Linked DNA regions of Homo sapiens: all the other regions are linked to region 1. Evidence: chromatin loops called from intact Hi-C (ENCODE). Cell type or tissue: K562. All regions are shown on one strand. Links, peaks and the distances in the headings refer to the core of each region. The heading gives the core; the rest is flanking DNA. Region 1 holds the start of LOC105372738 (a long non-coding RNA gene). Region 2 overlaps SAMSN1-AS1 (SAMSN1 antisense RNA 1). Region 3 holds the start of SAMSN1-AS1 (SAMSN1 antisense RNA 1).

Region 1 (11,032 bases), core at 1,279-9,278:
ACATGTTAGATACACTCAGTCATCTAGGCTGTAAAACAAAAGCCTTTCTTTAGAGCTTTCACTTATAATGTGACAACTTTTTGAAAGAGTAAGATATTTGGCCTAGTTTTAAAGGCTTGGCAAAAAGTAGATGTGGAGATGCATGATCAGCCTTTTATCTAGCAATCTATTATTTCTAGAATTCTAGGTCAGGGATAGCACAGCTGAGAAAAAGACAACATTAAACTCACATAAATCTCACCTGTATATCTGACAGAATAATTAATAGCATTTTTGTTCCTAAATGATCTTCTCCCATATTCTTTGCAAAACAATAGAGTTTTCCATGTGCCACACAATATCCACCCAACTTGCATATAGTAAGGTAGAGAGTTTTCAGAAAGTATGAGTGGAGAATTACTTTTGTGAAAACATGGGCAGAGAATCACGACTCCTTAAGCGCATGCCAGACAATGATACACAGAAGTTCTTTGCAGGAGAATGAATCAGGCCTGTCATCTGAATAGGAGTACTGGGATGACAACAACCATCACACATTCTCAGACTGTTCTCTAGTTTGTTCCTGAATGGAAATTATTTTAATGGGAAATTCTAAAAAGCATTAAATTATCTGTATTTTCCCTTGATTTAAAAAGCAACATATACTGTTTCAGAAAACAATTGAAAATACAGCAATTAGAAAGTAGAAAATTAAATCCACAATTCTATCATTTAGAGAGAGAAAAACATAAACATATCCTTAAATACAAACACACATATAGACAAAGAATACTATATACAGAGCTGTACAAACTATTTATAAAATAAAAAATGCACATTTATCTATTTTAGTAATCTCAGTTCAAATATACACAGAGGGGAACATTGAAGGAGCACACAATAACTGATTTGTGGTTGGCCCACATTACCATTGTGAAATCTGGTGGGTTGGCAGAAATAATTTTTTTTTTACTTTATTTTTTTAAAAGAGTGAGCATTACTGTTTTTTGTTAAAGAGGGACCATTGAAAGTAAATTTTCTAGCAACAAAATTTACCCCAAGAAGGAATATTATGAAACAGACTCAAAGATTTTTATGAGATACGGACATAGTGGTTCTTGATTTTCTTATTTTATTTTATTAAGTTCTGGGATACATGCGCTGAATGTGCAGGTTTGTTACATAGGTATACATGTGCCATGGGGGTTTGCTGCACCCATTAACCTGTCATCGTTTCAAGCCCCACATGCATTAGGTATTTGTCCTAATGCTATCCCTTCCCTTGCTCTCCTCCCCCACAACAGGCCCTGGTGTGCAATGTTCCCCTCCCTGTGTCCATGTGTTCTCATTGTTCAGCTCCCACTTATAAGTGAGAACATGCAGTGTTTGGTTTTCTGTTCCTGTGTTTGTTTGCTGAGGATGATGGTTTCTATTTCATCCATGTCCCTGCAAAAGACATGAACTCATTCATTTTATGGCTGCACAGTATTCCATGGTTCTTGATTTTTCTAAGGCAACACGATTAATCATTTCTTCACATTTTGCCTTTGTTTCAAAAGGATTTGTGGTTTCTTAAAATAATACACAGATTTGTTTTGAAACAAACATTACAGATAAGGAGCTAAATTATATTATAAATGAGTGCATGTAATATGAAAAAATAATAACTAAGTTCAGTAAAGTTACTACCAATTTATAGCTTGGTGCCCAGTTCTGACCTTCATGTTAACCACCTCTGATGGGAAAGAAACAATGAGCTATCGTACATCTTTCATAGACTAATAGGAGTTAATATGGTCAGGATATTTTCTAGTCTTAAATCCTGAGAATGATTTGTTTTAATTGATACAATCTTTTCCAGGTTTTTCTCTATTTATTTATATATTTTCAAATTTTCAGAAAGTTTCTTTATAGAGCCAGCCTTTCCTGAGTGCTATTATATATGAGACGTTATACTAGAGCTTTACGTCGGTATTCTGATTTTTTCCTCCCAACAGCTCATTGCTATAAGTACTACTATTACTCTCATTGAAAGCTGAGAAAACTGACACTTGGAGACTTTTAAGAACTTGCTGAACGTAACCTCTCTAGCAAATGGGCAAACTGCTTTGGAATCTATGGCTTTTGAATTCTAAATCACATATAGCCCACTCTTTTCATTGGGTTTCTGTAGTGAACTTTAGTAAAAGTGTAAGGTTAGGCATAATATCTATGTGAGGTTGTTAGCTATTTCTCTGGGGAGCTAGAATATAGATTAAAAACACGCAGATAAAGCATCAGTGAAAATAGGTGGACATGGGTCCTCAAATTTTAGTATTAGTATTACCTGGAGAGTCGTTAAAACACAGCTTTCTGGACATCACCCACAGGATTTTTGTTTCAGTGAGTCTGAAACAAAAATTTGCATTTTTGCCCAAGAATTTGCATTTCTAACAAGTTGTCAGGCGATGCCTATGCCGCTGGGTCAGTGGTTCATAAACTTGAAGTCACATTGGAATCACCTGGAGGGAATTTTAAAATTCCTGGGCTTTATCTCTTTTAATTAATCTTGGATGGGTCCAGGCATCCATAGGTTTTATGAGTTCCCCAGGTGATTCTAATGTGCAGTGAGGTTGCATACCATTGTTTTACACTTTCCCTATTTAATATCACTTGCTTTGGTTGGGCTTGAGACAGGGCATTGAAAAAAAGACAACTTAAAATTAGATCCTTGACCAGTTCCTAAAAGGAAGGGATTATGCTATTGATTGAAAGGAGTTGGCAGGCAAGTAGGTGCCACGGTCATTGATATGGTTTGACTCTGTGTCCCCACCTAAACCTCACCTTGAATTTTAATAATCCCCACGTGTCATGGAGAGACCCAGTGGGAGGTAATTGAATCATGGGGGGGTGGGTCTTTCCATGCCGTCCTCATGAAAGTGAATACATCTCACAAGATCTGATAGTTTTCTAAGGGGGAATTCCCCTGCACACTGTCTCTTGCCTGCTGCCATGTAAGATGCCCCTTTGTTTTTCCTTCCTCTTCTACCATGATTGTGAGGCCTCCCCCGCTATGTGGAACTGTGAGTCCATTAAACCTCTTTCCTTTATAAATTACCCAGTCTCAGGTATTTCTTATAGCAGCACAAGAAGGGACTAATACAATCCTTTACTGCAAGTTTAACGTTCTTTCCATTGTACCTTGAAGGGCCTGAGAATCCATAAAATTAGTTCAAAATATGCCCTCCCGACATGCAAACGAGGTAATTCAATAAAAAAAAATGTGTTTACCCCTCTTGTTATCCAGTTTTTCTCAAATTGATGTTTTTGACTTTGGCTTCAAGAGGCCATGCTGATCTCTTTGTTCTGACAGTAATAATTTGACAAGCTTCTAACCTCCAGAGACTCCTCCTTAATATAATCCAAGTGCTGTTTGCTATAGCAACATTCAATTTTCACACAACCTGCTTTTTCATACATTTTACTGAAATATCCCTGATCCATCTTGCATATGTCAAATGCAGAATGCATGTCATCCTCTAACTAAGGAATATCACCAGCCCTTGTGAAGTAGGGCTGTCCCACAGTCATGAGATTCTTTCGGGCTACACCATCATTGTCTTGTATGTAGTGTGGGTGTGTGGGTAGGGGTGGGGATTGGCCAATTATGTCAACATTTTTTATTGTTGCATTTTTTTATTATGTCATAAAAGTGGGTGTTTCCAAAGGGCAAAGTATAATTGAAAATTCTATAAAATGTTTTAACTCTTGGGATGAAACTCTTCTTATAAGGTCCAACTCTATTGTTTGACTTTTATACCTTTGAATTTTAGTCATATGTTCAGGGGTTTACTTTGCTCAACAAGGTAAATCAGTATAGTAGGCAACTTCACTACAAATAGTTATGGGAGTAATTGCTCACCTGAAATACAGCATCTTATTTTTATATTTGGAGCTTCTGTGACCTAAATTCACTGCTTTAGCACCAAAGGCTTATTTAGCAGCATACAGCAACATAACTTGCAGGGAAGTGTTCAAGGCTGTAGTATCGATATTTATACAGCAGGAGGGAATCAAATCATGAGCATAGCACGTGGGAATTCAAGGGAAGCATTGGTTAGTACCCACCGGAATTTCAGGACAGGGATTGTGACAGAGGTAACAATTGAGATGGCTGTTGAATTATCAGGTGTTGACCAGTGAGCAAGGAGGAGAAGGGCATTCTAGAGATGCACAGACTAGAGCAGAGCAATACATCATGCAAGATCCAAGGTTTTCCCTACGGTGTGTGCAAGAAGGCGAGTCAGGGTGCCACAAGAGATAGGGTAAGATAATGTGACATAAATAAAATTTGTAAGCCACGTGTTGGAGATTCTGTCAGAGTCTCACCATATCTTTGTACCTTGCCCAGTTCACTGTGCTCCAGGGCCAACTTCAAGCTGTGCCTTGGGGCTTTGTTGGATCTCTAGAAGGTTCTCTGGCCATTCTTGGTAGGCCAGAAGTGCTGAAGGAAGTGAGTCCCCCCGTCCCATTCCCAAAAGTGCTGCGGAAGTGAGTCCCCCCATACCCAGAAGCAGACTGACTAGATTTGTTGTATATGTATCCCACAACCTTCTCCCTTCATTAGGATAACTCGGAGACATGAGTTTTGTAGCAATTCCCCAGGATATTGTAGCAGGATTAAGCTCTAGTCTTCCCTGCCTTCCTGTCTGTGTATCAGTTCCCCATTCCCTTGTTGGTGTTCGTTGTGCTCCCAAATAAACTATCAGCGTGTAAACCCTTATTCAGGGTTGCTACTGGGGAAATTTGTGCTAAGGGAACATGATAAGGAGTTCCAGGAAGGAGTTTAAAGGTTTTAGATAAAAGTAGTTTCATCATATTTTGAGAGATCACGCTGACAGTGAGGGGATAGATAAAGTGGATGTGAAAGAGAATAGAGGCAGCAAGACGAGTGAAGAGAAAATTGCCAGAGTAAAGGGAAGATTTCAAAGACTGGTTTCCAGGACTGGGGATCGAGGAGTGGAGCTAGACAGCAGTGGTGGCTGTGGGATGTTAAGCAGTAGACAGAGTCAGCTGAATTGAGGCCGTAGGGAAGACTGAGAGCGAACGGTCCAAGAGATAGCACAAGACCAGGAGAATGGTTTATCCATTCAAGGGAGGAGCCAGCTCTAGGAGTAAAGAAGCTCTCTCTCAACTGTGCTACCAGCTCCAGATAGATGATGTCCGCAATGAGTGTATTAGATTGGAAAAATTTGAATCATTAATAACCTTCAGCAAATCACGTTCCATAGAATGATGGGACATAATTCTAATTATGGTAGACTGAACAATAAATGCAGTGACCAAGTGATTATAAATTAGTCTTTGCAAGAACATGGCTTTCAGGGGAAGGAAAAAGAGAATGATGGTTAATGGAGGAAGGTTTAAGGTCAGAGATGGTGTTTTTTAAAGACAGGAATGGCTTGAGCTGATGTGTAGATGGCAGTGATATAACAGGTAGAGGCAAAGAGGCTGAAAATTCATCAACTGATAGTATAAGGTCTTTGTTCTGAAAGAGATAGCAGGAGGGAATGAGATCATAAGCAGAGCAAGTAGTTTAACCTCACATTGTCAAGTGTTGCTGACATACCAGACCCATGAAGGGATAAAGGAAGTCAGGAAGCTGATTTAAGAGGGATGTGATATTTGTAATCTCTTACTATGGGTTTTTTTTTTTATACAGGCATTCCTGTAAACTTATATTCATGAAGAAAGTCAGAGTACTTGTTGCAGATGCAATGCTAGGTCTTCAGCCATGTGCTATAGAAACAGAAGGTGACAAATATAACCAAGGATTGGGAGGAGAAAAAGAAGAAAGCCAATTTGGGAAATGAGACTGTAAAGTTTATAATGCTACTGATTTTCAAACATTTTCAGAAGCAATGGAAAGAAGAATGCGAAGAAAATGAGTTTATTTTCCAAAATGCTTTTTTTGTTATTGTTTTGCAATTTCCCTTTGTTAACATCATATAGGTTATGGGGGTTTCTGTTTTGAAAAAAATAAATACTGCACCGTGTGTGGATTGCTACTCAGCACTCAGCAATAAACAAGTCAATGAATGCTCTAGGTTTTAATGAATTCGGTTTTACTTCTTTACATCTACTTATTAGCTTCTCTACCTAAGATGTGTACACGAATCACTCTAACATCCAGGCTTCCCTGCAAATTAAAAACAACAACACAACACAGAAAACAAAAACCACCCAGAGCTCTCAAAATTAATCCTAAATATAGTTTTGCCTGGCCCCTGTGCAACGTACAGGCTTAGCATGTTTCAGTTTTTCAGGTCTTCTTTTTGGCGTCTAATTTCCTGAAGTTGAAGAGACAGCTGTCTGGGGGCCTGAGACTTAAGATGATGAACATGCAGATATCAAGGAAATGGTTTCCTTACAGCAACAGCTCCTTTTAGATCTGAGCATTTCCTCATTCTCACCTGACTGTAGAACATTACAAGTTTCCATTTGTGCTGAATTCAGATACATTCTTTCTTATTGGTGGAGGCAGTTAGGGTTAACTTCTTTTAGCCTGCTTTATGCAAGGCAAAATTTAATCAAAGTGATCTCCAGATTCCAGTAATATGACATTTCAACTGTGTATCCTGAAGAAAAACAGTGCATACAGATGTTTGCAAATGAAACCAGAGGAAAATACTAAATCTTTATTTTTTTCCTTAGCATTTAAAGAAAGCTTGTTTTTATTTCTGGACAATAACAATTTCTATGTTAGCCACTGTTTCCTCGTCAGTCTGAGAGAAGTAAAGCATTTTGTCTTCTCTGGCAGTTGGGGTTTCTAACGAGAGTCTGCTTATCCGCATATGAAAACAGGAAGTGCTGTTGGCTGGTGACTGACTTCCTTCACTTACTACCTGCTTGTCTAAAGTTTGGGCTTCATAAAATTGGTTCAATCTTCATGGTCCAAGTAAAATAGAAAATGAAGCAATTAACCATTTAATTTAAACGATATTAACAGTCTGAGTAATTCTAATATCGATCACTTTCACACCCTGAATTACTGATGAAGAAAAATCTATAAAGTGGAATATGGGTTATGATCCAGTGCCAAGCTGGGCCATTTAGGACATGAAGTGGACAATTTGGTTTAGTGTTGGCAAACAGCTAAACAAGCCATCTTCAATCATTTGCGACTTGCAATAGTAACTTAATGTTGTTTGATTTTATTTCATCTTCCTATTTCACTTTTTATGTTCTATATGGCATTTTTGCTTTTTAATAAGTAACTTTACACGTACTGAAGCAACTACATGTCACTTTGTTTATATATATATGTATTTTTTGAGATACAGAAAAGTCCTCTAATTTGCCTGTAAGGCAGTTTTGAAAGTTGTTGCTTTAGGAACAGAGGAGTGTAAGGAATCCTACAGAGAAAGTCCTAAGTCATATCTTGGAGATAAAGAAACTGAGGCCAAGAGAAATGAACTGCCTGAAATCAAACCACTGGTTACTGGTAGTTGCAGGCTGACAACAAAATGACTGCAATTGTTCTTGGTGTCTGTGTTTACATCCATTGCAATGTGACTTTGAATCTGACCATGCACTGTGACTTTCTTTGACTGATTGATAGAATTTGGAGAAAATAAGGATGCCAGCTCAGCAGCATAATTATAATATAACTAATGCATAATTTATTTAATTTACCTTTTCTTAAATTCCCAGAATATTTTATAAAACTAGCAGTTCTCATAGGGATTTTTCTTTTCACAATTTTGGCTTCCAGCTATCTGGCAAATTTTCAAAAATTTGTTTTCTTTGCTTGTATATTGTATAATTTCTTCGTATCTTCTACCTCATAAATCCTCCTAAAATGTTCTTTCCTCTCCTTTTTGTTTTTGAGTTTTTAGGAACATCTTTGGCTGAGGTGGAATTTCTGACTATGTTATTGGGCACTACTTTGTGGTACCAAGTTTTAATCCACTTAACAGCTTCCAGCATATTTACTTTTTTTGGCAGGCAGGTGATGCTCTCAGCTATGTCCACACCAGCAGGCAAAATTGCAATAAGCAAGCAACTCTTGGAATGAATAAAAAAAATCCTTCACAAGGGGGAGGTCAACCTGTTTTTGATAAATTTCAGTTTGTTGTCACCCGAAGCTATGCACGTTAGCATAAGGCATTATCATATTTGCAGCCCAAATAGAATCCTGTATCTGACACCCTCTTTTTCTTTAGATGATTTGCTCGTTCTTATATGAAAGGCAGTAAAATGTAATAAAATGAGCACTGAACTTTATGGTAAGAGCCTGAATTCGAATTCTAGATTATCCACCACTGAACTTTATGATAAGAAGCCTGAATTCAAATTCCAGATTATCCACCCATTAACTGTGCCACTTTGGGGAAGTCACTCAACTTTATGGTAAGAAGCCTGAATTCAAATTCTAGGTTATCCACCCATTAACTGTGCCACTTTGTGGGGGTTACTCAACTTTTCTCAACCCCAGTTTTTTTATTAGTTATTTTAGAGAATAAGGTAAAATATTGTAAAGCATTTTGTAAGCTGCAGACTCCAGTATCTACTTTTCTTCTGAGCTCCATACATTTTCAATTGCCTGTTAAACATTGATGGCTAAATGTCCCATCCAAAATGCATTTCGATGTGCACTACTCAAGCTTTCATTTTCTTCCGAATTCTCTAATTCTATTAAATCATACTAATAATTTGCCAGTTACCCAGGTTGCAAATGTTTAAATATGGTTTTGTTGCCACTCTCTCATTTATCCCTTATAAGTTATTCTTTTATTTATTAATTTTTGCATCCAGAAAATGCCTATTAATCACCTGCTGCCTTTTCTGTTGCTGTACATCCTCCCTCTTTCAATCGCATCTCTGCATTTCAAAGCAGGCTCTGCTCCATTTTATCTCCCTGTTTCACACTCTGCTCCTCTGGCTTTGGCATCTATCTTATATCTCTCAGCCCAGACGTTGACCTGATTGTATCACTTCTTGCTTAGTCTGCTTTTCTGGCCCCAGTGCCTCTTGTCTCTGATAAGAAGCGCTCCTTTGTTCCTAGTCTGTGCCCTGTAGGACCCCCTCCTCCCCATCCCAATGGTCAGCTGGGCCTTCTGAGCCAATTTGTTAGCATCCCCATTTCCATGATGGCAGGAAAGGCTCAGATGCTACAAGTGACACTGAGGATGTTACCTAATTTTAATAAATATCATTTTCTCATTTTAAAAATGAGACGGATATACCTCACAGGGCTATCGTGAAATGAGAGAACACATGACTGGCACAGAGGAGGTACTCACAACCTAAGTGTTCTTCCCAAAGATCTAGCTATAGTTGCATAATACTAAACTCAGTACTCCACATCTGACCATTCAAAATAGAAGCTTAGAATCTAAGTAGGGAGATGAGAATAAAATGTTTAATAAATTTGTGTATAGAGATAGACTATGTAATGCAGTGCAGGTGGATGAGTACAAAGTACAAAAGTGAGTAGAAAAAAGTGACTCAAGAAAGACAGGCAGATATGATTTGTAAAGAAACTATTAGGTGTGAATTGGTGAAAATAAAGCAGGAGAATATTTTAGGCATGAGGAATTAGGAAAATTTTGAGAGCAAAACAAATTATGGCATTGTGGTATAAGTCTGGTAAAATGAAGAGGATGGGTTTGGGTTAAAGATCCTATTTGGAGAGGTAGAGTGGTGCTGATTATTGCAGACTTTCATTTTTGTCCTAGGAATAGAGAAATATATGTGAGCCAATGTTTTGAATATTATCAAAATTTTACAATAAAAGCAATGTGTTTTGTCACATTTTAAAGAGGCAATTAGAAATACAATGAATTTGTAAATCTGTTGATATTATATTAAACAAGTAGTCTCTAACCCCAGTTTCAAAATGCATTATTTTAAATGTGAAATAACATTTGTGAAGAAAAAAATTGACTGCATTTAGGCCATCATCCGTTCAATGGAGGTTTCCTGTGGTTTATTTATGAATATTAGTTGCTGTCCCTTTCTGTGTGAATTGGGCCAGAAAATCACAAATGCAAAAGTCTTTGGGATTGTCTAATTCAAGCACTGCACATTTTACAAGTGAGGAAACAGAAAGGGAAGTTAAATTCTTTCATGAGGTAATGTGTAGTCAGTGGCTAAATGAAACTCAAACTTTTCTTTAGATTTTTAATCTAATGCTTTAAAAATATATACTTAAGAACCTAAGATAGCCAAGATATTATTAAGGAAAAACAGCAGAGCTGTACCAGATAGGAGGACTTACTCTAAAGCTGTAGTAATTAAGAAAGTATAATATTTGCACAAAGACAAGTGGAATTATGGCTATTCCAAAAATATATCCACGCTAAAATAGTGCCTTGATATGATAAGTGTGTCATGAATTTCTATAGGAATCAGTGGTCTTCTTAAAAAATTGTGCTGGGTTAATTGGATATATCAATGAAAAACAAAAAAGAACCTCAACTCCTACCTCACATCAAACACAGAACTGAATTTGAGATGGATCACAGACCTAAAGTGTAAAAGCTAAATCAATAAAACTTCTAGAATAAAGCATGGAGAATATCTTCACGACTTCGAAATGAGTAAAGATTTCTTAATAAGACACAAAAAATGCAAAAAAAAAAAAAAAAGATTAACAAATTGGATTACATTGAAGTTGAGAACTTCTGTTTATAAAGTGATAAAATTAAGAGGATGAGAAGTTAGCCACAGGCTGGGAAAAGATTTTTGTAACATGTATTTATTTGTCAAATTACTTATCAACAGAATAAGGAACTCATACAAAAAAAAAAAGCAGATAACTTAATTAGAGATGTGTGATCAATTTTAACACACATTTCATAGTGTCAAAATGGCTAAGAATCATATGAAAAGGGCCTCAATATTGGTAAAGCCCCAGTTAAGACACACATCAGAACAAAACATTAAAGATGAACAATACCAAGATTTGATGGTGATATGAAACAGCTAGAATTCTCCTTCATTGTTGATGGGATGCAATCACTTTAGAAAATGATATGCCAATATCTACAAAAGCTAGGCATACACCTAA
Region 2 (11,032 bases), core at 1,603-9,602, 75 kb after region 1:
TTAGGACCCCAAAGTGCTTCAGCCCACTGTGGAGGGGCTAGTCAGAATGTGGGGGCAAGTCTATATGCTCCCCCTGTAGTGGACAGCTGAATTTTGCCCTGTGTTGCTTTCCACTGTGAGAAACAGCACTGAGGTCAATGCAAAGTCCCACAATAACTTTGCTCTCCCTTCCCCAAGCACAAATATTCTCTCTCAGCACCATGAGGATGCTACCAGGAGATAGAGGAGGAGGGTGGAGTCAGCAATCCAAAACCACCTTTCCTACTTTTTTTAGTGGCTCTTTCAAGGATATGATGTTAGAACCAGGTATTGTGATCACTCACCTCATTTTTAGTTACTTATGGAGGTGCTCTCTTGTGTGAATAGCCATTCAAGTTGGTATTCCTGTGAGAGGGATGATTACTGAGGGTTCTATTCAGCCACTTTGCTCCACTTCCCTCTCTATCATGTTTGGATTGGACTCTGTCTTTACCACATGGATGCCAGCTATATGCATCCACACCTTCAGTCAGTTAATCAAACATTTGTCTATCAGTTTCTCTATTCATCCGCCATTCCATTTATCTATTAATCCTTCTATAAGCACATGTTGTATTTTAGATTATTGTATGTTGATCTATGGATAAAGAAGGTATAATGGTGTTACAGATTATTTTAGATGTAAATTTTTCCATAAATTTCTTCAAGCATTCTATTTCCTAAAACTACCTTTCTCTTATGTATGTTTTTGTTTTGTTTTGTTAATTTGGGAATAATAGGCACGGAATTCTATTATAGCTACACTGAAAAAGCAGCAAAGAATCCTGACCTTAGATGAGTTACTTCTGGTTGCTTTGTCAGAGAAGGAAGAAAGAAAGGCTTTACAGAATTTTTCCCAGCTTTGATATTTCTCAGGGTCTTGAGTGACCATGCATGTTCAGCGAGTGCGTGTGCATGTGTGTGTCCAAGAACCTCAGCAGACATTTCAGTAGTAGCAGTTGAGTCACTGGACATTTCCTAGAAATTAATGCCATGCTAGGAAGAGTTGATGGCCAGAGACCAAGGCTGTCTGTAACATTATAAATTGAAGGGAGAAATTCAAGACCACAAGTTGTAGGCTCAAATTTTATGGGTATAGTGGTTTCATTTGGAAGGCTCAGAGTATTTCTAAGTAATTAGTGACCTATGTATCAACCTAAAATATTTCTTTCTCATTTTAAACACTCCTTTTTAGCTGTTAATTGCATAACTACTTAAGAGTAGTTTCCTGTGCCTGAGGATAGGCAGTCTGTGGAGTTCAGTGAGATAAAGATAGGAAAGTACATCATTGCTGTCATCCACAACCCACATGATTTTATTAGATACTAATGAAATTGTAAAGATGGCTTCAATAAAATAGAAGAAAATATATAGGGAAATAAACTGTAGGAGTGACATTAACTCCTAAGCAATCTTATAAAATTCAAGGCCAAAAAAAGTAATTTTCCTCAATTTCAATTTCAAAATGATATTTCTACATTAACACATTATATTAATAGCATTTCAGCCCTAAAGAGTATTGGGACCTGATGAAAAAATTCCATAGGCTATATTTAGCTAAGATTTCTGTCTGATGTATTAATCCATAGCTCAACAACATGACTGTACTATATAGGTTAAGACCAAATTTATCAGAATAAGCTGAGTTCCAGATGCAAAATATTTTTAGTTTATCTAGTCCATTTCCTTCTTCTAAGGAGATTTTTATCTAAGCCTACATCTGTTCTATTAAAAGAGACTACATCTGTAAAATAATGTAGAATAAATTGAATGCTTAGGACTTTACAACTAAAAAATTGGCATAGCTTAGGTGTGAGGAGAAATTAATCTATAATTCAGGTTAATTGTTAAATTTTCAGCATCATAGATAGGAAGAATATTTATAATATTTATTTTAGTAAGTTAAAGTCCATTTTAAAATATTTAAATTTATTTTGACTTGAGTTTATAAAAAAGAATTGAGAAGAACAAACTTTTGAATCTGTGAATTGGAGTTTACCTAAGATTAAGTTATGATTTAATTAAAGATAATTTCAAGAACAGAGTTTTCATATTTTATACCAGAAAGTACAAAGAATAAAAATAAATCAACATTTAAAAAATAATAAAAAGGAAACAAAACATATTTGGAGATTCAGAAATTTTTCAATCAATCAGTGTAACTGTGACAGACTATTCCACAAGAAAAAGCTGGGGAAAAATGGCATATGTTAGTAAGGGAAGTGAGGGACCAGACAAAGTCAGAAAACAATGTTAGTAATAAGAGAAACATTAACTTCATCTATACTGCTGCAAACTTACTTTAAAAATAAATCTTCTTGACCGGGCGCAGTGGTTCACGCCTGTAATCCCAGCACTTTGGGCAGCCGAGGCGGGCGGATCATGAGGTCAGGAGATCAAGACCATCCTGGCTAACACAGTGAAACCCCGTCTCTACAAAAATACAAAAAATTAGCCGGGCGTGGTGGCGGGCGCCTGTAGTCCCAGCTACTAGGGAGGCTGAGGAAGGAGAATGGCGTGAACCTGGGAGGCGGAGCTTGCAGTGAACCCAGATCGCGCCACTGCACTCCAGCCTGGGCGACAGAGTGAGACTCCATCTCAAAAAAATAAATAAATAAATAAATAAATAAATAAATAAATAAATAAATAAATCTTCTTTACATATGGCTTAATGAGATTAATTATAAAAGGAGGAACCCAGTGGGAAAGAAGAGGTGTTCTTAAGGCCTTCTACTCTAGTCCACCATTTGAATTACCATTGGTTTGAAACCTAATTTCTCTCCTGAATTCTAGTCAATATCATTTGGCCAGCCTCTTCAATGTAAGCATATAAATATTTTGGCTTAATTTTTCAAGATCTTATTAATTATTTTTCTTTGTTGGTCTGATGCCAAGTAGCTTAATTTTAAGATGGCAAAAGATGGTATAAATTCACAAATATATTCACCATTCTGGTTAATTTTCAGGAAACACACATTTAATTTTAGAAAAACTTGTTTCCTAAGAGCAGGTAATTTAACTCTGGCCAAACTAGACTACATGAGGAATACCAGAGGGAAGTCCTACTTCATACCTCTAAATGCTTGCTTACAAGATGGGAATAAACTCCCTGAGGAAAGGGTACCCACTGCATGGTGTGATGCCTCATATAGCCGAGGAAGGCTTTCTGAATTCAACGATGAGACCACTTAGACTTCTAGTGTTTTATACAAATGAATCTTAGGATCCTTCAGTTCTTCAGAGGAGTTCTTCCTGAGATTATGGTTGCCTATTTGAAAATTAATATGGTCAGAAGTATCTATGCTAGAATAACCTAAAAGCTGATTAGAAATAAAAACTTTTTTACATCATCCCTTGCTGCCTCTGTATTTGAAGGGCACTTGTAATCTCAATTTTTATGCTGGATGGCATATTTTTATGCACATTGATGTTGGTAATCTACCATGTAGTTCATGCATGTTCTGATAATCTATTGTGGCAAACAAACCATTCCAATAGTTAGTAGTATAAAAGAACATCTTATTAGGCTCACACACTTGCAGATCAGTAATTCATTTGGGGAACTGGTTCACAATGTGATGTCTGAGGCTTCATTTGGGAAGACTTGAATGACTGGGGAGGACTTCGACATCTGGTAGCTGGAGTCATACAGAGGCTCCTTCACTTACATGTCTGACAACTAGTCTAGGTTAGGCCCGGCTCAGCCGGGCAGCCAACTACAGAACATGTATGTGGCCTTTTCATGTCACTCCATCTTCTCCCAGCCTCAGGGTTGGGTTTCAAGTGTGTGCAACATTCAAGGGAGCTTCACACATCACAGGAAGAAGCATCAAGGAATGAACATCCCAAGAACCCAAGGTAGAAGCTGCAAGGTTTCTTGTTTTGTAATTGTTTTTTTGTTTTTTTGCTTTTTGAGACAAGGCCTCACTCTGTTGCCCAAGCTGATCTGAAACTCCTGGCCTCAAGCATTCCTCTGCCTCAGCGTCCCAAGCAGCTGGGATATAGGTCCTCCACTGCCCCCGGCTTATACAAGGCTTCTTTAACCTAACCTTGGAAGTCACAAAATATTACTTCCACTGCACTCTACTGTGACAAGTGAGTCACTAAGATCACCCCAGAGTCAACAGGAGAAGAATTAGACTCCATTTCTTGATGGAATGGGAAAGTCACTTTGCAAAAAAACACACGGAATGGGAGGCATGGTTGTGGCCAACTTTGGAAAATATAGCCTGCATATTGTCTAATTCAACTCCTGCCTTTGCTGCTACTTAGGACCAAATAGATTCTGTCTTTATAAAACATTTTTGGAGAGTAATATTTGGGAATCATAAATAAACAAAAACGTGTAAGACCAGACACCAAAGGTTTAAGTGTGCCTAATTTAGTCCCAGCCCTTAAAGGTCCCCCATTTTTTACAGCAGGGGCTGTAAAATGGTACCTCTATAGCTGAATTTATTCAGAAGAAAAGCTTGTTTGGGGCCATATGGCGTTTTAAAAATCAGGAAATTTTACATTAAAATCCGTATATTTGTATATCCTTGAAAAACATGAGGGAAATTTCCAATCCAGGACCCAAAGTCTCAGGTGACTTCAACTGAGAGAGCTCAGAGCCATGGCTACTCTTTAGCTGTGGAGCTGGATTTTAAGCTCACTGTAGAATTCCCATTGCCTTCTTGATCTAATTAACTTCATTTAGTTATATATTTGATTCCTGTAGATATTTATATTTACAACATTGGTCTAATGGTTTATGCCCAAATTCTTCCATCTGGTACTCAGGGCCCATTACAATTTGGCCTCAGTCACCTATCCAGCCCTACCTCCTCTTACTCTATATCCAGAATTGCCCTCTGGCCTAACCAGCCTCAATCTCTACACTTAATTAAACATGTTCCGTTTATGCTGCATAATAGGCCAGGGTTCATGGAATCACTGCTATATTTACACCTTTTCCTTTCCTTCCACTTTTTCAAACTGTATCCATTCTTCAAGCTTCCATTCTGGCCTTGTCTCTTCCACAAGTTCTCTGAGTCATAGTGGTCTCTCTCCATAGTATTGTGTGTGAATCACTCATTTTTCTGCCTTGTGTTGTTATGAAAGTGCATTGCACATATTCGTATCTTATTTTCTCAGCTTGATTCCAGATTCTAGAACACAGGAGGCCACTTTACTGTTCTTTTTCTACACCTAGAAGAATGCTTATAGAAGGAGTCATTCAAAATTCCTGTAAAAAGGTGACTAAAAGAGACAAGATGGAAAGGAATAAGAGGGGAGGCAATATTTTTTTTTCCCAGTTCAGAAACTAAAAACCAAGCTGCAAAAGCTCAGCTTCTAGCAGCCTGACCCTGTGACATAAATTCTTGATTCAAAGAACCAGATCAAAAAATCAGCTCAGTTTAAAATTTAGGTACTTTCTGGAATTCTGTTGTATGGTTACTCTCATTTTAAATATTAAGTTATTGGTGCAAATAACTTTGAGACTGAGCTGTGAATTTAACATATCTTTTAACTATAGCTATGATGGAGATCTGGAGAAAAATCTGCACCTATTTATCACTGTGCATGGAGGATAGGACTTGCCTGTCCCTGCTTCCACTGCAGAATATGAGAATGAGGAATAGTAGAAAACTGAAGCAATGGTTGCAAGTAAATAGGAGTGAAAGTGAAAGGAAACGGCCCTGGTCTGCTGACCAGGTGATGTTGGGTTGCACTCTCCTTATCTGTAAAATAAGAGGCTTGGATTAAGTGACCCATAAAGTCTTGTCCTCTTTTAACATACCATATATTTCAGACTTAAATAAATGAAGCTCCCATTTGCAGGAGCTAAAAGGGAAGTGCTGCTGCATTTGAAAAGGTTTCATTTAGCTGCAAGCAAATGGATGCTACATTGCAAAGCTTTCACTAAAGCATGCATAGAACAATTTCAACATAAATAATTCATGTTGAGAAGACCTAAGCTAATGAAGCTCAAAATGCCAGGGGTGGAAAGCTTAGTTTAATAGAAACAGGTGAGGTGATAACTGCATGGAGTCATAGCATGTTGAAGTTAGAAGTGGCTTTTGTAGCTAGTCCACAATCCTATTATTACCAAGAAAGGGAGTCACAGTGAATTTCCATCACTTCCTCAGGGACACAGATGGTCAGCGGCATCCCTATTTTGTTAAATTTCTATTTTATTTTGATCTGTTTCTTGTTAAAAAAAAAGAAAAATAGCATATATTTAACAAAAAAAAATATTTTTGACGTAGCCAATGTAATGTCTTACAGACTAAATAAAAACATGAGTGTTAAATTGCACCGAAACTTCCTAAATCCTGTAATGTCTGATATTCTGTATGTAACAGTTATCTCTTTTCTTAGATCTAAATGAAGATGATTTTCTAAGTAACAACATACATACCTATCAAGGAAAAACTCTACAAGGAACTTCCTATCAGGTAATGTGAATAATCAGCATTTGCGTGTTTTGTGAAAATCGTCTTGTTACTCAGCTCTGTAATATATTAGGCATAGTGTACAATACTTACACAGCCTTTTAGCTAGTTTCTATTTAGTTATTATAGGTTGCTTTATAATTGATATGCTTATGTCCCTGTGAATTGAAATATAAATGAAAAAAATTCAATGATGATAAGATAATAAACTATTTTGATTTTGCAAAACATCATGTTGTACAGCCTTTTGATAAGTAACTCTGGGAATATTAAATTAATATACTGGGATGTTCCTGTCAAGACCTATGCTAAACACTTATATAAAAACATAAACTGTGAGTCCTGACCAATCCCTTTCAAAACTGCATTAATTAGCCCAGGAGTTTGGATAATTAAAAAAGTCTGAATGTTTGGCCTCACTAATAATAGTAATGTAACATTAATCAATGGCCAAATACTTGCTATTCACCCTGTAACAAGAGAGGATATATGAGTCAACAAGGCCAATTCAGGCATCAGACTGACTTTTGATATTTTCTCTGACAGCCATGAGGTTCTCTTTAATCATTCTGATAGTTTCATTAGAAAATTTAGAACTGAACTTCTTCGGTGCAGTGGATAGAAGGTACATAGCATATGAATTATAAAGTGCTGATTTGGTGAGGAAGGGGGGGCTCACATTCCTAAATCCAGCCTGATTCCTGAGGCTATTGGAGGCCCTCCAATAAATTAGATGGTAGATCATGATTTTGATCCACTAGAGTTTCTGCTGACTGCTCTGATGCTACCAGAGTGATAGGCCTATGCTACAAGATGTGATAACACATTGCCCTTGTAGTATCTCCCAGTGGGTTCTCCCACAGTGCATGGATGAGAGCTCTGATATCAGACAGAGCTCAGTTTGAATCTTGCTTTGACTGTTAGTAGCTATGTGGCATTGTGCAATTTACTTAGACTCTCTCTGCCTCTGTTTTTATCATCTGTAAAATACATCTATAAAAAATATCTCAGTACTTTCATGGGATTCAGTGAGACCTGTCATTAAAACACTATAGTTCTATGTCTGGTAGTTAAGACATACTTTCAAAAATTCATTTGTTGTCATTGCTCCTCCTCTTTTCTTCCTCTTCTCCCTCACCCTCCTTCTCCTCTTACTCTTTCAAGGGCTTAATAAGACTTGCACAAGCACAGCTGGAAGATTATCTCTGAAACAAGCAGTCTCATTTTCCTAAATTCAGATGAGACCTCAGATATAATATCTAAGTGAAGCATTGTCTGCTGGCCAGGAGAAAAATAACAGCTGGTTTACTGGAATAGCTCACTAGACATGCCTTCTGCCAAGAGGAAATCCTTCTGTAGGTTTTTCGTAGAAAAATAGACCCGTTTCGTGGAAAGAAGAAAGTAACATAGAAAGTTCTTTGAATAAAATGGTTAAAGATAAATCTTTACCCTAACAACAATGCTTCTGAAGGTTAAAATTGGGCAAGAAATGGTGCTTCCAAATGGTAACCATTCAACTGTGACATGTAGTGTATCACTAAAGATCGAAGGAATTCATACCTAGTGACAGACAAGCAGGAGCCATCTAATCTAAAAATCGTCGTTTGGGAGTAGGCACTGGTCTTATCTAAATTTTATTCACAGTAGACATTCAATTGAATTTAACTAAGAAACACTTATCTATATGACAGAATAGTTTAACAAAGAGTGTTATGCAAAATATTAATTTATTAACTCCTTGTGACTGAGGAGAAGGAGATGCAAACTATCTGTTGAAAGATGGGGAAGAGAGGCAGCCACTGTCAAATGGAGAAGCTGGTGTGAGTAGCAAAGTGGCTTGTCAGTGTGCATAAGAGTGGACTATGGCATGAAACTTGGCCTTCCATCAGTGAACAAATGACTATCAGATAAGTGTTTTTCCAAGTGTATCTGAGAACTGTCTGTATCAGCCTCAACTGGAGTATTACTTAAAAAGGCAGACTTTGGTGCCATACTCCTGTTCACCTGGATCGTCATGACTGGAGCCTAGGAAGTGGTATTTTTATGTGACAATATTCAGTACACAAACCATGAAACTCTTGAATTCAAGAGAGTTGGTGAGTGTCTTAGTCCATTTTGTGTTGCAATAATACAACACAAAATAAAGAAACAATAATAAAAACAAAATAAAGAAATACTTGAGACCGGGTAGTTTATAAAGAAAAAGGTTTATTTGGGTCACAATTATGATGGCTGGAAAGTTCAAGATTGGGCATCTGCATTTGGTGAAGGTCTCAGGCTGCTTCCACTCATGGCTGAAGGTGAAGGGGACCCAGAGATTCCAAGGCAAAAGAGGAAGCAAGGCAGGGAGAGGTGCACCCCTAGCTCTTTGAAACAACTGGCTCTCGCAGGAACTAATAGAGTGAGAACTCACCACTGAGGGAGAACATTAACCTATTGTAGAAGGATTCAGCCCCATAACCCAAACACCTGCCATTAGGCCCCATGTATTAGTCCTCTCTCACAATGTTATGAAGAAATACCCGAGGCTAAGTAATTTATAAAGGAAAGAGGTTTAATTGACTCACAGTTTTGCCTTGCTGGGGAGGCCTCAGGAAACTTACAACCATGGCAGAAGGCTAAGGAGAAGCAGGCACCTTCTTCACAGGGTGGCAGGATGAAGTGAGTGCAAGCAAGGGCAATGCCAGATGCTTATAAAACCATCAGATCTCATGAGAGTCACTCATTATTATGACAGCAGCATGGGGGAAACTGCCTCCATGATCCAGTTACCTCCATCTGATCCCGCCCTTGACACGTGGGAATTATGGGGATTACAATTCAAGATGAGATTTTTTGTGAGGACACAATGAAACCATATCACCCCACATCCAATATTGAGGGTCAAATTTCAACATGAAGTTTGGAAACAACAAACGTCCAAATTATAGCCATGAGTATTTGTTCACAGATGGGATATCTCATGATTTTGACTTTATAAACCCAAACTTGGCTTAGGTATGGTCTTGGAAGACAACAGCCTCATGGAAAAAGTGAAGTTTATTTTTGTTCCCTATTATGAAGATGATATAAATTCATTGTAGAATTTCTTAAAACTATGTATAAATAGAAAGAGTTAAAATAATGAATAGTATCCTAGTGCAAATATTTTCCTATGATCATTTCCTGAATATTAGTAACATGGGATAAAGTTTGTAGAATGTAAAACATTTTATAGTTATAATTATCATATGACCATGCTTACGAAATATATTTCAGACACTAAAAATGATCAGAATTAAATATTTAATTCCCAACCAGAACGTACTTAAGCAAACATGTTTCCTTCATGTTCTCAAAATGGAAGAGAAGATCTCAGGCATGGAAGAAGTTACACAGAATCAGGTAGCAGGGCAAAAGAAGGAGTTCATGGAATGCTTTCTCCAGTACCCACTTTGCCCCACGTATATTTCTGCATAGTTAGCCCGGGATAAACTTCCTGGAGAACCAGGCTTGTGGAAGAAGTGCTGATGGGTAGAGCTTGAAGCAAAGCAGTCTGCTTAGAAATGTGATCATACACCAACTATAAAGAACATCTTGGGAAAACTTGACTCCCAGCATTTATTTTTGCATTCTTGTTCTTGTTTGTTCTTCTCTGGCAGCATTCAGCTGATGGCTCAAACCTTTTGTAGCATATTAAAAGGGGAATAAAATATGCAGTAATACAGACTTTGGGCTAATATATTTTCAAAAGTGTTGCATGCCTCATTTCTCACTTAAATTCTGAGGTTGCATTCAGCCTTCAGAGTATCATTCATATTCATGATAGAAAAGAGAGATAATATTTATTACCTTCAGTGCTGGTGATATTAAGCACTGTCAAGCACCCCTACCCAGGACTGAACCAAAACATTTTCTTTCTCAGCTCCTTTGCTGAGAAAAAGTGTTGCTAATTGAATTAATTAACCCATTTCAATCAATTTCTTTCTTCGTGTCTTTCACTATGGAGATTGCAATTTTCAGCATTTGAATTCTCAGCCTCCCCAGTAGTTAGGGGTGGCCATGGAATCCAGTTGTGGCCAATGAAATATAGTCAGAAATTCCAGAGGAGGACTTTCTTTTCTGGAAAATAAAAAAAATAAGGCAGAGTCTCATGAGGATAAAGCTTTGTTTTTTGCTCTCTTTCCTGCCTGGAGCTGGATGTAATACCTGGTAAGTCAGCAGCTGTCTTCCAGCCGTGAGGCAAAGGCACACATGAAGGATGGTGGAACAGGCACATGCATAGAGCCTGATTCACTGAGGACATCCTTGAGAAGCGGCACCCGGGTTGGAAACCCTATGTCTGCACTTCTATTTTACAGAAACATAAGCCCCATACTTGTTTAAGCCACCACTGTTGGTTATTCTCTTCCTCAAAGCCGAATACATTTCTGATACCTTATTTTTAAAACAATCACTTTTGCTAATGCTAAACTCTGCTCTATGTAAGCAATCAGACAAAACTGTGTCCACAGTTAAACAGTGTCTAGACTCACCTCTTATTGCACAAACTAAACTAGCCTCCTTCAGTTCTCATGTAGTGTAACCAGCATTTAGAGTTA
Region 3 (11,032 bases), core at 1,850-9,849, 93 kb after region 1:
AACTAAGAAGAGTAGAATATATAAAGATAGAAAAAGGCCACATATAATGGTGTTTGTACTTTTTATACAAATTTACATTCTGGTTTTTCACTTAATACATGGGAGCATTAAAAAATTTCTAAGCCCTATGCATACACTGGCACAGTTTTAATAATGAAACAACGAGTCATAAGACCGGAAAACTTAGAGAAAACTGTCAATGTGATACATATGAAACTACTTGAAGTTTCGGTTTCCATTACAGTTTTCTTTAAAAATAAACCAAAATATTAATTTTTGAAAAACTCCATTTCTCCTGTTGAAGAAATTATGTGAGATAGACATCAGGTTATTAGGATTTGTTATTTGAATATTTGTTAAATATGACACTAGAGAGGAAAATTTTTCCAAATCAGAAATTAAGAAGAAGAGCAAAAACAAAGGGTTTTCTGCTTTGTTTTGTTTTGTTTTTTACTTCATTCAAGTCTGACGTGTTATTCAGCTATCTTTTCATTAGTGGAGTAAAGAGAACATAATTCAGACAGATAACGCAATCTGGATTTTGTTAGTCTCCATAAGCCTAAATTTTCCTTCTTTAAAAGGAAGTGATAAAATCAAGAGAGATTTAAAAGCTTTAAATGCCTTTCCAGCAAATATATGTAGGTATATACATACGTACACACACATATATTTATATATTTCCTTCTTAATTATGTATATTTAAGAGGATAGGCCTATAAATCTGAAAGTACCTGATACTTATCCTCTGTTTTGGAAAGCCATATTTAACCTCCAAATAAATTCCCTGAATTTGGTTGGTCTTAATTTGGCTGTCAATACTAGATAACTAGTAATTATGCTGGCATTTAAAGATCTTGTAAGAAAGAACATTGGATTAAAAGTCAGAATACTTGATTTCCATCCCAACTCTATTATTAATAAATTATCTTTCCTTGAGTAAGCCACTTAACTTCTCTGAGTTTTCTCATTTTTTATATAGCCTGGTAGACTAGATGTCTAATAATTTCCATCCTAGCTCATAAAATATGATCGTAGGACTAATCCAGTTCAATAATTCATTGATGCTATCTTCTAAAAAGTATTCTCTAATATTAATATTCAAGCAAAGTGTCTGAAAATGAGATATATTTAACCAAGCACTTCTAACAAAATTTTTGTATTACTTAAGGAAGAGTGAGCAAAATGAACTAAAAGATATTTCTGTTTATAGACACAAATATATGAAATACATAGTATATACATGTTAAATATATACATATGAAAAATTACATTTACATTAACATATAATTACCATTTTGATGGAAATTTATATCTTTCAAAGAAGACTCTAAATTACAAAGACAAAAGTGAAAAGAAAACCAATTAGAGACTTGACAGTAGTTTCAATGAAAGAAAATTAAACTAGATTGGTAACAATAGAGATGGAGAAAAAGAAACATTCAAGATACATTTTGGAGATAGAATAGACGAAACTCTTAGTTATGGACATTCAAGATACATTTTGAAGATAGAATAGATGAAACTCTTAGTTATGGAATGTGCACTTGGGTGGATGAAGATGGCCTTCACTGAGTTGAAGAAGATGGGATGAGCATCATATTTGGAGCATAGTTCTAGAGGTCAGTTCTGACTGTGCTTAGTGGGCAAAGGACATGAACAGATACTTCTCAAAAGAAGACATTTATGCAGCCAAAAAACACATGAAAAAATGCTCATCATCACTGGCCATCAGAGAAATGCAAATCAAAACCACAATGAGATACCATCTCACACCAGTTAGAATGGCGATCATTAAAAAGTCAGGAAACAACAGGTGCTGGAGAGGATGTGGAGAAATAGGAACACTTTTACACTGTTGGTGGGACTGTAAACTAGTTCAACCATTGTGGAAGTCAGTGTGCCGATTCCTCAGGGATCTAGAACTAGAAATACCATTTGACCCAGCCATCCCATTACTGGGTATATACCCAAAGGACTATAAATCATGCTGCTATAAAGACACATGCACACGTATGTTTATTGCGGCATTATTCACAATAGCAAAGACTTGGAACCAACCCAAATGTCCAACAATGATAGACTGGATTAAGAAAATATGGCACATATACACCATGGAATACTATGCAGCCATAAAAAATGATGAGTTCATGTCCTTTGTAGGGACATGGATGAAATTGGAAATCATCATTCTCAGTAAACTATCGCAAGAACAAAAAACCAAACACCGCATATTCTCACTCATAGGTGGGAATTGAACAATGAGATCACATGGACACAGGAAGGGGAATATCACACTCTGGGGACTGTTGCGGGGTGGGGGGAGGGGGGAGGGATAGCATTGGGAGATATACCTAATGCAGCGCACCAGCATGGCACATGTATACATATGTAACTAACCTGCACAATGTGCACATGTACCCTAAAACTTAAAGTGTAATAAAAAAAATTTAAAAAATAAATAAATAAATAAATAAGGTGATGGATAAAACAACAAAAAAATTGTTTTAAATACATAGTTGGATATGTGAGTCTGAAGCTCTGCAGAGAGGCCTGGGGAAAGAAATAAATTGGGAGTCATTAGCATATAAGTGATATTAAAAGTGGTATGTGTGCATGCATGCACATGAGAAGAGAATGGTGGTGATATCAGATAAAAGGCCAGGGTTAATCCTTAAGTAATTTCAAAATTTAATTTCAAGAAAAGGAAGGTGTCAGCATATAGGAGTTATAGAGGGAAGGGCCAAAAAAGGCAAAAGGAAAATCAGAGGAACATGGTGTCACAGAAGCCAAGAAAAGAGAGTGTTTCCAGAAGGTCACTGTGGTCAACATTGCTGAATATCAAATAGTAAAGGAGTTTAAGAATGGCTCATTAGATCAAAATGACAATTAAAAGGGAATGGTAGAGATGAAAGCTGATAGATGAGATAGATTAAAAGGATGAGAAGTTAATAGAATTAAAGGAAGCATACATAGTTCACATTTTTGATACAAATGCCTAGGATCAAAGAAGAATAGAAAAAGTGGTAAATAAAAGATGGTGAAGTAAAGATGAATAACATGAAGCACATTTGAATGCTATTGGGAAGAGTCCATTGAAATGGAAAATCAAAATTCAGTAGAGAGAGAAGAACAAAACTGTAAACCAAGTTGTATCACCCTCTGATTAGATATTCCATATTCTTCAACCTGCTCTACAGAAGCTTCCTGGAAGGATCTCTGTTATTCTCTGGGCTCATCTCTTGGTACTCTTCCTTTCTTTCCCTTCATGGGCACATACTAAGCATTCTTCCAGAAATTCCAGCTTTAGAACCTTTGCAAACTGTATTGTGTTCCAAGACTTCTCTTCTCTCTGCTACTTGCCTGGCTGACTTTTTCTCCAATGCAAGTCTCAGGTGAAATATTCTTTCTGACCATCTGCTGAATTCTAAACCCTCTCTAAATCTTCACATATCTGGTTCCTTCTCATCATTCAGGCCTCAGCTTTAGTATCTTCAGTGAAGCTCCTCCTGATCAGTATATTAATAAACCCTCTTTTTGCATCCTCACTAATCACCCTGTTAATTATTAATACAGCATTTCTTATGTCACATTCTTATGTTTATATACTTGTTTATATGTTTATCGCCTGTCACCTCCCTCTAGAATTAGACTTGATAAAAACTGTGATCTCATATTACTTCCTCTATGCCATATCCCCAGAATGTGAGATAGTGCTTGGCATTTACTAGGTGCTCAAATAAAAGTTTATTGATTTGTTGAATGCTAGGTTTAATTTATGGGTTAATCTTCTTAGAACACATTTAAAATTTAAAAGGTATGTTACTATAAAACTTAATCAATCACATTCAGTACAAATATGTAGGTAATGGATAAGAGAATTGAGATAAATAGGGTTATTATTTGAAAAATATTTGAGGATTTTTCTTTTTTTTTCTTTTTCTTTTTTTTTTTTTTTTGAGATGGAGTCTCGTTCTGTCACCCAGGCTGGAGTTCAGTGGTGCGATCTCGGCTCACTGCAATCTCTGCCTCCCGGGTTCAAGCAATTCTCCTGCCTCAGCCTCCCAAGTAGCTGGGATCACAGGTGCATGCCACCACACCCAGCTGATTTTTGTATTTTTAGTAGAAACAGGGTTTCACCATGTTGGCCAGGATGGTCTCCATCTCCTGACCTCATGATCCGCCCACCTCAGCCTCCCAAAGTGCTGGGATTACAGGCATGAGCTGCTGCACCTGGCTGTATTTTTAATCTGAATACATTTTCTTTTTAATACATAGTTGTAATGATTCTATACCTTTTATAATAATATTAACTCTAAATTTCATCCCTTGGATATATAGTACCTATTAACAAGAGGAGGTTGTCCAGAAATAATTTGCTACTAGAAAGTAATGAGTCTAGTATCAAACATGTACTATGGATACTCCATTTTGTATATAAAACATGTATAAAATTAGGATTGTATTTACATTCAGTACATATTTATTAAGCCATGTACAATCCTAGGCACATAGGATTTTTAAAAATAAATAAAATGCAGTAGACTGATGTCCAGTAACTCAAAGTGAATAAAGATACAAAAATTAACAATATCATGCTTTAAAAAGGCTACAATAGAATGTGAACAAAATAATGAAAGGTCAGTTTGTTTTAAAACCTCTAGGACATGAGATCTTACTTACCTGAATTCAGATACCTTCCAAATGCTTTAGTTCCTCTTGGGGGAAAATCATTTATACAAAGTTCCATTTCCCTGGTATATAATACCTTTCTCCACATTAAGTGAAAGCCTTTTTCACAAAGGGAGAAGAGAAGACGATTTTTGTTGCCAGTGTTTCAGTGGAGCAATTAAGCTTTGGCTGTAACAAGAAGTTGCCATAAGAATAGAAGCACAACAAAGAAAAAATGGTTGTGCAATGTCATCTTATTATTTCTGAAAGGGTCTAAAGAGTAGAAAATGGCCTTTCCTGAGTTGTAAAGGGTCTATAAAATCAAGTAACTCAGAAAGCACTAAAAGAAACACTGAGAAATAATACAAAAAAATAAACAGCAATAGAAATTGTGTTGAGCAGAGCATGGCCTTTGGAAAGAGAGGGAAGATTTTGTGCTTCTAAGCATATCTCATCACAGTCCTTTCTGAAAGATTAAAATGATTTCAATATTTTCCCACTTATTTAATGCAAAAAGGTAGGGTTCCTCTGACAAAAACGTCACATTTCCTACGTAAGTGCTATTTTGCAGAGACAGATCAACAAGTTTATACTGGTTGTGCAAAGTCATTCTTAAAGAACAAAGATAACAGCTGAGTATAAAGATTGGAAATGTTGCATGTCAGATATCCTTTACTTCCAAACATTTATTTGGGCTTATAGTCTCCTTAAAAGGATTGGAAAGCATTATTATAAATATGTCTCATTCAAACATTAATGAGGAAGCAAATATTCACCTCTTGAAAACTGCAGTGTCTTTGTAGATGCTATTTATCAGCTGTTCAATGGAAAGAATGAGACAAAAGCAGGTGGAGAAATATTTCTGAGTCTAGAACTTTCTGGATGAAAAAGTATTCCTATATGTATTACATCACATCTAGTGAATTCAACAGAACACAATGATTTTTATCAATTCCTATAAAACTTAGCACACAAAGAGTTAATTTCCAAAGTATTTTGAAATCCTTAAGAGGAACTATACTTAAGATAATAAGTAAAAGCTGTATAAATACAAATTCAACAGTAAACTAGTGGGAAACATTCCTGAATCTTTTAAAGAAAACAAGAGTCATTAATGCAATGTTAATTATATTTTGTCCATATTTTGTCATAATAAACAAGTGACACATATTCTAAAACATGATGTGGTATGCTGTGGCTATCTTTTGTTTCACTTAGTGCATATCTTCTAGAAAGCAAGAGGCTATTTTTTTAAAAGTATGTTATTTGAAAAATTTTCATACTTGAAACAAATGTTGTTTGTCCACAAATTTCCAAAAAGAAAATGAAGACTATTTAAATTCTGCTTTATCTAATATTAGCAGGTAGACTTTGTATACTATCAGTCTATTCCAATACTAGCAAATAGCAACTTTGAACCTCTTGTTCCATCTATATTACACTGCAAAGATCTTGTTTTTTTCCGCTGTTTCACAGTGGGCAGGAGTGAGTCATTTATAGATATTTCTGAATTCAATCCATTTTGCTGTATTTTGAAGTAAAAAAAAAAAATGGTAAAACCACTCTGCTTTAGTATGCCTGGCCAGTTGTAACATATTTTATAATTTTGAACCCAAAAAGTATGGTGTGCTTTCAAGTTAGTGCTTAAATTGACTCAGGCTTCAGGTTTTAAGGTCACATTATTAATTTTTCCACATTTATGATCTCAACATATTTTATATTTAATCTTTTGTGAGGAATAATTTGTCTTTACCTTGAGCTGTGTTTGTGCTAGGCCATAAAATCAGGCAGTGACCCTGTGGAATCAATGGGGACATTAAAGCGACTACAGAAACTGGTTTGGACTAAGAAAGCCAGAGTGCAGAATCTGGATGAGGTGAAACCGACATTAATAAACCTCCGTAAGTAAGAACTCAATAAGCTGTTAAAACTCCTTTGAGGGAGAACTAAGGAAGCATACGTTAATGAAGCCCATTTTGATAAAGTCTTAAGATAATCATTAAACATTGAGGATTTTTTTTTATTGCCAAGTTATTTTAAAACAGACATCCCCATCTGTTCCTGAATTTTACCCCGTATTTATGCACCGCCCCGTTTCTCCTTGCCTTCAAGACCGGGCTCCGAGACACAGTGAGAGAGAGCAATGGAGGAAGCTCAGCAGTGTCCACTGTCGCCATTCCTTGGCCATAGAAAACAATGTATTTGAATTTTGATGTAAGCATAACAAATTGGTATGTCCATGGCATGCAACTTTGATTTTCATTTATTTATTTATAATAGCATGCCTTAAGTAATCGAACTCTTTTAAAAATACCCATTAAACGTTTGGATTTAAAGGGATTCCATGACATAGAGCAATTGACTCTGGGTGATATATATTTCTATTTTCTGTAACTGTTTTCTACATTACTAGAAATTTCATCAGAGTCTTTGCCACATTGTGTAAATATAGATCTCACAAATGAACTTTATGGTATTACAGATATGGCTTTTTTAAATTTTTGTCGTTCTTGTTTTTTGAAAACCATTTCACTGTGAGACACACTGCATCCATACATCTCTTGGTAGATTGATATTAAAATAGACAATTTCAGAATGTCAGTAGGATTTCAGTCCAAACCACTGAGATTTTATTCTTTTAAGTAGGGCAAATAATTTTATTTATTTCCTTATAATTCTTTATTATACACATGACCTTAAAAATTAAAAAAATATTTAAGAATAGAAACATAAGAGGTGGGTTTTTTAATTGTATTTTTTTCTCAAATATCTTTCAGCATATTATTTGTATGTGGCCTCCATTCTTTCCAGTGAGATAGAATTTAATCAATTGTTATGGTTTCAAAAATGTCAGAAAAATGCGACTTTTACAAAACAAAAAATTTTATATAGCAAAATAACTTGCTTTTTAAATAAATGCTGCTGTAAATAATTTTATAAAATTGAATGACTTCTTGGTTTATCCATTGCAGTGTATTTATTTCTCTTATATAAATGGAAGAATAATTCCTATATGTGAAGAATTATAATCATAGTTTTTAACCTATTTCTTTGTCATTCAGAAGATGAAGATGACACGTTGATTTCTTGTTTGAAATTAACCAAGTCCCGAGAAAAGAAAGTGAATAGTGTTAGCACGAGGAGGAAGGAAGAAATGGAGATTAGATTGGATACTCTTTCTGCATCACTGGGTAGATCCAGCACTTTAAATAACTGCAACTTGGAAGATAAATTAGCTTGGTATGAAGGTGAAGCTTACATGTGGCATCACTGGAAGCCTTTTCCTGAAAACCCTCTCTGGACATGTCTTGATTTCCAAATAGCACAAGTTGGACCCTGGGACCACTGCTCCTCTTGTATTCGCCACACACGTCTCAAGTCTTCCTGCTCAGATATGGATCTCCTACATTCATGGGTAAGTTTGCAGACTACGGAAATGTGTCATCTTATCTGGGGTTTTGTACTGTCGGGAAAGAAACAGATAGCAAAAGTGCTAATCAGTGAAATTTATCAGTTTCAGAAAAGTTACCAGAGCAAGAGTTGTCTTTCCAAAAAGCAACCAAACTCTTGTGACTTTTACCCATATTAACATTTCATATATTCCTTTGTGTACAAATTAATGACTGCATAAAATTTTTCCAGGGATTTCTTTTTGATTGAAGGAAGACTTCGTGTGTTGACTGAGATCAAGAAAATGTGAAGTGAACTGTCTAAATTATTGCAATTATAATGAAATTTCACTGAAAAATAATAGCTAATTTTAATGAGCATTTTATTTGGGCCTGCCATTTTCCTAAGCATTTTATATGTATTATCTCATTTAAATCTCACATCAACTCTATAAGGTAAGGACTTACATTATGAAATATTACCTTAAGAAATATTATTTTTGGCCAGGCACGGTGGCTCATGCCTGTAATCCCAGCACTTTTGGGAGGCCGAGGCGGGAGGATCATGAGGTCAGGAGATCGAGACCATCCTGGCTAACAAGGTGAAACCCCGTCTCTACTAAAAATACAAAAAAATTAGCCGGGCGTGGTGGCGGGCACCTGTAGTTCCAGCTACTCGGGAGGCTGAGGCGGAAGAATGGCGTGAACCCAGGAGGTGGAGCTTGCAGTGAGCCGAGATCGCGCCACTGCCCTCCAGCCTGGGCGACTGAGCAAGACTCGTCCTCAAAAAAAAAAAAAAAAAAAAAAAAAAAAAAAAGAAATATTATTTCCCCTCATTTTACAGTTGAGAAAATGGAGGCACAAAAAGTTGGTAACAGGTGCAAAGTCAGACAGCTAACAGGAGGTAGAGCCAAGACCTATAACCTAGGTCTTGCTTTTAGCTAGAGCTCCTGCTTTTAGCTACTACATTAGAGTGTTTTCCATATACGAGGGCAGACTCTAAGGCTATTATGTGATACGTGAGAAAGAGTATGCTCTCTGGAGTCAAACAAATTTGGATGGATTCTGGCTGTGCTACTTTTTTTTTGGGCTTGGATAAGTTATTTAAACCTTTTAATCTTAACTTTCTTAACTAAAAAATGGAAATAGTCAAGAAGCTAAAGTCAAATATTATAAATCTTCTAGTACTTAAGAGTGGTACTTTTTTTTCAATTTCCTTGTAAATTGCTCAAGGCATGTTTTATAACTTTACCTACAGCTCCTCTGGTCATGTGTGTTTTCAGTGAATGAATGGGACAATTCTGTGTATCCAGGGAGCCTACTCTCTACCATTTTCCTCAAAGAATCAGTCTCTTCTTAGACAGAAGCTACATTTTATAACATATTTAGAGGTCTCTTAAAAGGCATATTTTCTCTTGGAACTTTTTTTGCCTTTTAAGATTTGTGCATTAAGTCTGCAAAGACTAGAATTAAAGTAACTTGTGTTCAAAGTGCCATAGTAAATATAACAGGTATCTGATAACAGACTTCGAACTGATGAAACTGACCAACATTAATCATTTCTAAATATCCTCCTTCTTCTTTAATCTTCATCTTCTTTTCTGGGACTGCTGCACTTTGCAGGTTTTCTCTTAGAGTAGCTTCTTGGAGAGTAGCTGGTAATATAATTAGGACGTGCTTCTGATGACTCCCTCTGATATCTTCAGAAGCAGGATCAAGGCTGATGACTCCTTGGCAAGTGGCTAAGCTGTTGTATAGGCATCTGAACACAAATAGTCAGAGTTTTCTTCAAGAATAAAATCTGGACTCCCTAACTTGGCATTTCTGGATTTCATCAGTCTGGACTCAATCTAATTTTTCAGTCTTATCTGTGCACTACCCCCACCTTATTGATTTCCTATGCCGAACTGCCAAACTGAATGATTTGCTATTCCTAAAGGCTGTCTCACACTTTCTTCCCTCTATCTTTGTGACAGTGTGATGGCCTCTGCCTGATATGTGAATTCTCTCTGTTAGAACCCATCCCATCATCCCTTAGACTCAGATCAAATACTTCATCATCTAGAAAGCTTTTCTGAGTAACACCAGGCAGAAGTAGTCCCTCCTTCCTTTGAACTTCTACATTATTTGAGGGCATTATTCTTTCATTCCATATCCATGAAACACATCCTGCCAACCTACTATTTGCTATTCACAATATCAGGCACTGGAGATACAGAGCTAAATGATATCTACACTGCCCTCATCTTCATGGAACTTAACCATACTCCACTTGTGCTGGAATTAGTTCAGTATTTGTATACTTCCTATGAATAACTTATCTTTGTATCCTCCATAGTTCCTATAATGTAATGGGTCCTCAATAAATATCTGAAGAAGTGGCCAGGTGTGGTGGCTCACACCATTAATCCCAGCACTTTGGGAGGCCAAGGTGGGAGGATCACTTGATCCCAGGATTTCAAGACCAACCTGGGAAACAAAGTGAGACCCTGCCTCCAAAAAAAAAAAAAAAAAAAAAAAGTGAGCATTTTCTAACATGAAGTGCAGAACAGAAATAAATAAATAAATATTTGAGTAGCACTTGTTGCCTAAATAAATGGAGGTTAGAAACCAATGGACTTTGTTTCCATAGATCCAGATAAAGCATATTTCTTCTTGTTTTTCTAGCTGTTCTTATAGCCAAAGCTTTCCTCATTCTAATAAATCCAGTTATAGATAAATTATTTTGTACATGTGAGTGTTTGTGGATGTGTGTAGGTGTAGGGAAATACACAACAGTCATATTTTTCTTTTTTATTTAGGTAGTTTTGTCTATTTTAATATATAACTTAACGATTAAGTGAGTTTTATCTGCAGAAGGTCAAACATATCTACAGAATGCTCAGAATTTCAGATGATATTGTTCAGCATTCGTGACAGAAAAGCCTCAGTGGACTTGGAGAGAGGGTTCAAGAGCATGTTAGAGTTAAATTGGT

The links. Hi-C counts contacts between places; a loop is a spot of excess contacts. Peaks named below come from ENCODE experiments on the same cell type or tissue, not always from the same donor. Only the 100,000 strongest peaks of a DNase experiment are listed, where the experiment ranks them.
Region 2: a loop joins it to region 1, with 2.1 times the contacts of the local background. A loop is called at or near these places in 7 of 110 quality-filtered maps.
Region 3: it touches region 1 in a loop (2.7-fold over the local background); 4 of 110 quality-filtered maps call a loop at or near these places.

Annotation. Positions count from the first base shown.
Region 1 is chr21:14,671,729-14,682,760 of GRCh38, reverse strand. LOC105372738 (a long non-coding RNA gene) reads left to right here and starts at 4,162. Exons shown (of 2, transcript XR_937589.2): 1 at 4,162-4,283; 2 at 5,681-6,076. RefSeq lists a cis regulatory region at 4,771-5,167. In K562, for the core only: no CTCF peak of the experiment used is centred there; DNase peaks (open chromatin) are centred at 5,010, 6,807 and 8,940; H3K4me3 peaks cover 676 bases.
Region 2 is chr21:14,597,446-14,608,477 of GRCh38, reverse strand. SAMSN1-AS1 (SAMSN1 antisense RNA 1) reads right to left here. Exons shown (of 5, transcript NR_046512.2): 5 at 10,175-10,553. It also overlaps a transcript of SAMSN1 not described here. Among named protein-coding and RNA genes, the nearest start is that of SAMSN1-AS1, 21 kb to the right of the region's middle. RefSeq lists an enhancer at 5,678-5,817. In K562, for the core only: no CTCF peak of the experiment used is centred there; no DNase peak of the experiment used is centred there.
Region 3 is chr21:14,579,187-14,590,218 of GRCh38, reverse strand. It overlaps SAMSN1-AS1 (SAMSN1 antisense RNA 1), which reads right to left and starts at 8,017. Exons shown (of 5, transcript NR_046512.2): 1 at 7,928-8,017; 2 at 4,681-4,857. It also overlaps a transcript of SAMSN1 not described here. In K562, for the core only: no CTCF peak of the experiment used is centred there; DNase peaks (open chromatin) are centred at 6,788 and 8,058; H3K4me3 peaks cover 1,320 bases.